2 separate regions of the Homo sapiens genome follow, and region 2 is linked to region 1. The links are chromatin contacts, found by Hi-C or POLR2A ChIA-PET in ENCODE. All regions are on one chromosome and are shown on one strand. Each heading gives the region's core, a stretch centred on a gene start or an enhancer-like site at or near the end of the contact. The rest is flanking DNA. Distances are from core to core; before and after follow the strand shown.

Region 1 (2,874 bases), core at 112-2,611:
AAGATTTCACGTCACTCAATTTTCTATATGAGGTAGAATTCATCACCCCTTGTCTTAGTCTGTTTGGGCTGCTATAACAAACACCATAAACTGGTGGCTTATAAACAATAGAAATTTACCTCTTATAGTTCTACAGGTAGGAAAGTTCAAAATTAAGGAGTCAGCAGATCTGGTGTCTGGGGAGGGCATGAACCACTTCCTGTTCATGAAACAGGAGGGCTTTCTCCCCATGTCCTCACATGGTAGAAGGGGTAGGAGGTTTCTCTTGGGCCTCTTTTATAAGGACATTAATCACATTCTTGCCTGAATCACCTCCCAAAGGCCCCATCTCCTCCTACCATCACCTTCTAAGTTAAGATTTCAATATATGCTTTCTGGGGAGGACATAAACATTTAGACTACAGCATTTTTATCTTACAGAAGGAAACATGTGAATTACAAAAATGTTAACTAAATGGCTCAGTGTTGTTCAGTTATAACCCAAATGCAAATGCTGAACTAAACGAAGCCTTTCTGGTTTCAAATTCGGCGTTCTTTTCACTATACCACTGTTATTCTCCTAAATGTATAGCAAGTTATACTTATTATCTGTTAAGAGGAAAAAAATGTAAAACATGAACTGGTAAAGCCAGACACCGTGGCTCACACTTGTGATCCCAGCACTTGGGGAGGCCAGGGTGGGCGGATCACTTGAGTCCAGGAGTTCAAGACCAGCCTGTACAACATGGTGAAACCCTATCTCTACTAAAAATAAAAAAATTAGCTGGGCGTGGTGGCATGTGCCCATAGTCCCAGCTACTTGGGGGTGCTGAGGCAGGAGGATCGTATGAGTTCAGGAAGTTGAGGCTGCAGTGAGCCCAGATGGCGCCACTGCACTCCAGCCTGGGTGACAAAGTGAGTCCCTGTCTCAAAAAAACAAACCATGAACTGTAAATGGAAATACTTGCAAGACTGAGTAAGACAGACATGAAATAAAAAGATTATAGACTCGAAATAGTGAAAGTATTGGCATACAAGTTCCCTCACATTTACTTATTCAAAAGAGAGAAAAACAGTAGAAATTAACCCTTTTTTGTCAATAGTTAATAGGGAATCTAAAACTAACGTGTGTTGAATTCAATTTTTATTTATTTTTGTTCCAAAAAGGATTTAAAGAGGCAAATTTAATTAACATTTCTCAGTGTAACAATCATACTTTGTGTTATGTGCTAAACAGTGTACCCTCCAAAATTCATGTCTTAGTCCTCACCCCCAGTATCTCAGAATGTGAGTAGATTTGAAGACAGGGGTTTTAAAGAGGTAATTAAGTCACAATGAGGTCATCAGGGTGGGCTCTCATCCAATGTGACTGGCAGGAAAAGCAAAGTTGGACACTTGGCATAGAGGAAGAAGCCATGTGAACACGACGGCTACTACAAACTGAGAGGCCTCAGAAAAAAGCAACCCTGCCACCCTGAGCTCCAACTTTAGCCTCCGGAATTGTGGGAAAATAAATTTCTGTTGTTAAAGCCACCCAGTCTGTGGTACTTTGTTTTGGCAGCCCTGGCAAAGTAATACATATGGCAATGTACTCAATTAGCAGAAATAGCAAATGTCGTTCTGCCTTTAAAAACAAGTAACCGCCACCTGAGTAAATAACACAAAATGTATTAATCATATCAGGAAAGGTCTTTTTCACCACTATCTTCTATATCTTAAGATTTTATTATATCTGTACAGAAGCAAATATTTTGCTTTCAGATTTGCCAGCATCTGTATTCTGAGAATACATGCTTAGATGTAAATACGATAACTTTGTTGGAATACATTTCTTGAAAAAAAAGAGTAAAGTTTTTACAACATGGATGAAACTTGAACATTAAGTAAAATAATCCATTTAGTCCACATACTGCATAATTCCACTGATATGAAATGTCCACAATAGGCAAATCCATAAAGGCAGAAAGTAGATTAGGGGTTGCTAGGGGATGAGGAGAGAATTGAGAGGTCCAGGGTTTCTTTCTGGGGTGGTGAACGTGTTCCGCAATTCAACAGCGATCGGCACAACACTGTGAATACGCTAGCAACCACGTGATTGTATACATTAAAATAGTTCAAAAGGTACATTTTTTCGCAACAAAAATTTTTTTTTAAAGAACAAAGAAAAAGAATTACACTTACATCTGACAGAAGCCTATCCAGATTGGAGTCACTGGCTGTTTTTCTCTTATCCTCAGGAAGTTCCTCTAACTCCCCATAGAGCTCCAAATTCAAGCGAGCTAATTTCTCCTGCATTCCCCGAACATGTTCCATCTGTTCAATGGAACATTCATTTCCTTGGGAACATTCCAGAACATTAATAATGATTAGGACAGTTCAAACTAACAGCATTGAGTAAAAACACTTAAACTCTAGGTGCTCTAAAAGAAACAGGTTTTCTTTCTTCTGTAAATTAGATAATCATTAATATTTTCTGTGTTTAATAACAAATCAAATTTCTGACCAGGAAAACAATGACCCACTTAAGAAATGACCTTGGGTACTAAAGAAAATCATATGGGAAATATTTCAGGCCAGGCGTGGTGGCTCACGCCTGTAATCCCAGTACTTTGGGAGGCTGAAGCTGGTGGATCATGAGGTCAGGAGATCAACACCATCCTGGCCAACATGGTGAAACCTAGTCTCTACTAAAAATACAAAAATTAGCTGGGCATGGTGGTGCGTGCCTGTAGTCCCAGCTATTTGGGAGGCTGAGACAGGAGAATCGCTTGAACCCGGGAGACAGAGGTTGCAGTGAGCCAAGATCGTGCCACTGCACTCCACCCTGGCAATAGAGCGAGACTCTGTCTCAAAAAAAAAAAAAGAGCATATAGGAAACGTTTCTTTTTAAAAAGC
Region 2 (2,874 bases), core at 97-2,596, 49 kb before region 1:
AATGCTAAAAGTAGTGGGTGAAAGCTTGATAAGAAACAGGATATTTACATAGAATAGTTTTTGATTACTTTAAAATTAATCAAATACTTTTAAATTGCTTATTAAATATAAATTAAGTACAAAATACTTAATTAGCTATCTTAACCAAGGGATGTAATCTCCAGCTATGGGACAAATTGATATGCTATGCCCCCCGACGCGATCCACTGAGAACACAGCATCATTTCCGCGCTATTCCTGCCAAGAAGGCATAACCTGAGCGTAATCTTGAGGAACCATCACCCAACCAGAAATCGAGGGTCATTCAACAAAGCAGCAGGCCTGTGCTCTTCAAAAGTATCAAGTCATAAGAGACAAGGAAAACCTGAGCATTTGCTCCACATTGAAGGCAGATCTAGAGACATGGAAACTAAATACAGTAGATAACCCTGGGCTGGATTCTGGACCAAATGGAAAAGGGTGATTATAAAGGACATTGCTGGAGCAATCAGGAATATGGGAATGGAGTCTGCAGGGTGGATGTAGTATTGTATCAGTGCTGATTTCCTGGTAATGCTGGATGTACTTTGATTTTTCAGCAGTGTGTCCTTGTGTTTTAGGAAACACACATTGACACACTTAAGGTAATGGGCATCATGTTCGTAATTTACTCTCAAGTGATTCTAAATAATAAGGCAAAAATGGTAAAATGTTAGCTATTAAACTGTTAACTATTTTTTTTTTTTTTTTTGAGACAGGGCCTGGCTCTGTCACCCAGGCTGGAGGGCAGTGGCGCAATCTCAGTTCACTGCAACCTCTGCCTCCCGGCCTCAAGCAATCCTCCCACCTCAGCCTCCCAAATTGCTGGGGACTCCAGGCATGCACCACCATACCCGGCTAATTTTTTTGTATTTTTAATGGAGATGTGGTTTCACTATGTTGCCCAGGTTGGTTTTGAACTCTTAAGCTCAAGCGATCCGCCTGCCTTGGCCTCCCAAAGTGCTGGGATTACAGGCTTGAGCCACTGCGCCTGGCCATAACTATTAAAATGTTAACTAAATGAGGAAGTCCAGGTGAAAGGGATAAAGACATTATTTGTACTATTCTTGCAACTTTTCTGTAAGTTAAAAATTATTGCAAAATGAAAAGTTTTTTTTAAGTGGCTAAAATTTTTTTTTTAAGTTTGCTTCAGTTCCAAGTTTTAACGATTTATTTTCTGTGTTCTTCCTCCCCTGGCCTTAAGTCACTGCTGTTTTTTTGATCCCTGTCCATGTAGCCTTGTCACATCCTGAGACAAAACAGAGTGGCGTAAAATGAACCTGTTGGCAGGCCGTTGTGAGGAAAGAGACAGAGAGAGAGAATGAGAGTGTGTGTGTGTGTGTGTGTGTGTGTGTGTGTGTGTGTGTGTAAACGGGGGCAAAGAATGGAGCCGGGCCTGTACTGGTAGCATGTAGTATCCACAGACAGAAGTGTCACTTGAGGATCTTGTCAGTATCAACAATAAAGCACAGGTAATAACTGTCATTTCCTTAGAGATTAACATTCAAGCTGAACAAGACTGTGACAATGCCAAGAACAGTTAATTTCTAATGAATTACTGTCCTCATTGCCTGAGTTAGACTTCAGGATCATTTTGCTAGCCTTTGAGATAAGTTTTACTCTCATTTACTTGGAATTATAAAATACAGTAATAAAATAAGAGGCAAAACAGAGATGTTTCCGGCCTCCTTTCCAAAGAAGGGTCTCAGTATCTTTAGATTTTCATGTCTACTACCTTCCCACCTCACAGCATCTATTGTTCCATCCCAGCAGAGCAAAGGAGAATTGAATATGAATTACTTCCAAAAGTAAACCTTGGTTATACATGTTTTATATTTGTTCCTATTCTATGCTGCTACAAGGACACGTTTGAGTATAATGAATCTTAAGAAGAAAGAAAAATGCTTCCGTCACATTAAAAAAAAATACATGATCAGCAGAACTAAGGTAGGGTAGTTTGTAGTAATGACATTGCAGGGCTCATCACATTTTAGTTAATGTTGCAAAGTAAGAAATCTGTGAAGAGAAATAACAACATGTAAGGAGACAGTGAAAAAATGTGTTTTGCTCATTTATTGTGACGAGGATGGTGTCATTTAAATAATTCATGATAATGCTTTGCAGTGTGCCACTGAATGTACAATGTGTACTTTGCAAAAATAACAAAGCTTAGTAATGTGGGACTTGAATTTAATTATCTGCTCTTAAATTTCTGATAAGAAGTAGAAGCTGCCAAAATTGTGATGAAAATGACTAGGAGAACAGCTTGGAGAGAGGCCTGTGGAGGGGAGAGTGGATTTGGCAGAGGTCCCTGTTTTCTGGTTGCCTAGGTAGCACCTCTAAGCCTTGTCGGGTGGCTTCTTTACAAACACTTTTATGGCTTGGTCAGGGTCTGGGTGCTGTTCATACCCCAGTTTCAGTCCCTGGTGCATTTTTTTTTAATTATTTATTTATTTATTTTTGAGCTGGAGTCTTGCTCTGTCACCCAGGCTGGAGTACTGTGGCGTGATCTCTGCTCACTGCAACCTCCACCTTCTGGATTCAAGCGATTCTCCTGTCTCAGCCTCCTGAGCAGCTGGGATTACAGGTGCATGCCACCAAGCCCGGCTAATTTTTGTATTTTAGTGAAGACAGGGTTTCGTCACGTTGGCCAGGCTGGTCTCAAACTCCTGACCTCAGGTGATCCTCTGGTGCATGTTTTAATGGGGCCAAAAGGAGATGACACAAGGGCAAGGGGAACCATAGGCATCTGTGCAACTCCTGAGTTGCATGAAAAGGAAGACAAGTTGGTAAGTGACAAATACCGATGGCCGTACAAATGTGCTTTTGGATCCAACAATTCGTCTTCTAGGGGTT

Evidence for each region. Hi-C counts contacts between places; a loop is a spot of excess contacts on that map. ChIA-PET counts read pairs that join two places held with the same protein, here RNA polymerase II (POLR2A).
Region 2: a map of HepG2 shows a loop between it and region 1 (24-fold over the local background). The contact joins two enhancer-like sites. A Hi-C loop is called at or near these places in 1 of 168 maps with a recorded cell type or tissue (HepG2). POLR2A ChIA-PET finds 5 or more read pairs at or near these places in 4 of 52 experiments (HEK293T, IMR-90, WTC11 and 1 more).

The regions. Positions count from the first base shown.
Region 1 is chr6:138,784,668-138,787,541 of GRCh38, reverse strand. It overlaps CCDC28A (coiled-coil domain containing 28A), which reads right to left. Exons shown (of 6, transcript NM_015439.3): 4 at 2,161-2,315. Among named protein-coding and RNA genes, the nearest start is that of ECT2L, 10 kb to the left of the region's middle. Within about 2 kb of position 1,361, at least 2 of the 41 ENCODE cell types and tissues checked have a DNase peak (open chromatin) inside an H3K27ac peak, as active enhancers do.
Region 2 is chr6:138,833,408-138,836,281 of GRCh38, reverse strand. The region is part of intron 4 of ECT2L (epithelial cell transforming 2 like); the gene reads right to left. Among named protein-coding and RNA genes, the nearest start is that of ECT2L, 39 kb to the right of the region's middle. Within about 2 kb of position 1,346, at least 4 of the 41 ENCODE cell types and tissues checked have a DNase peak (open chromatin) inside an H3K27ac peak, as active enhancers do.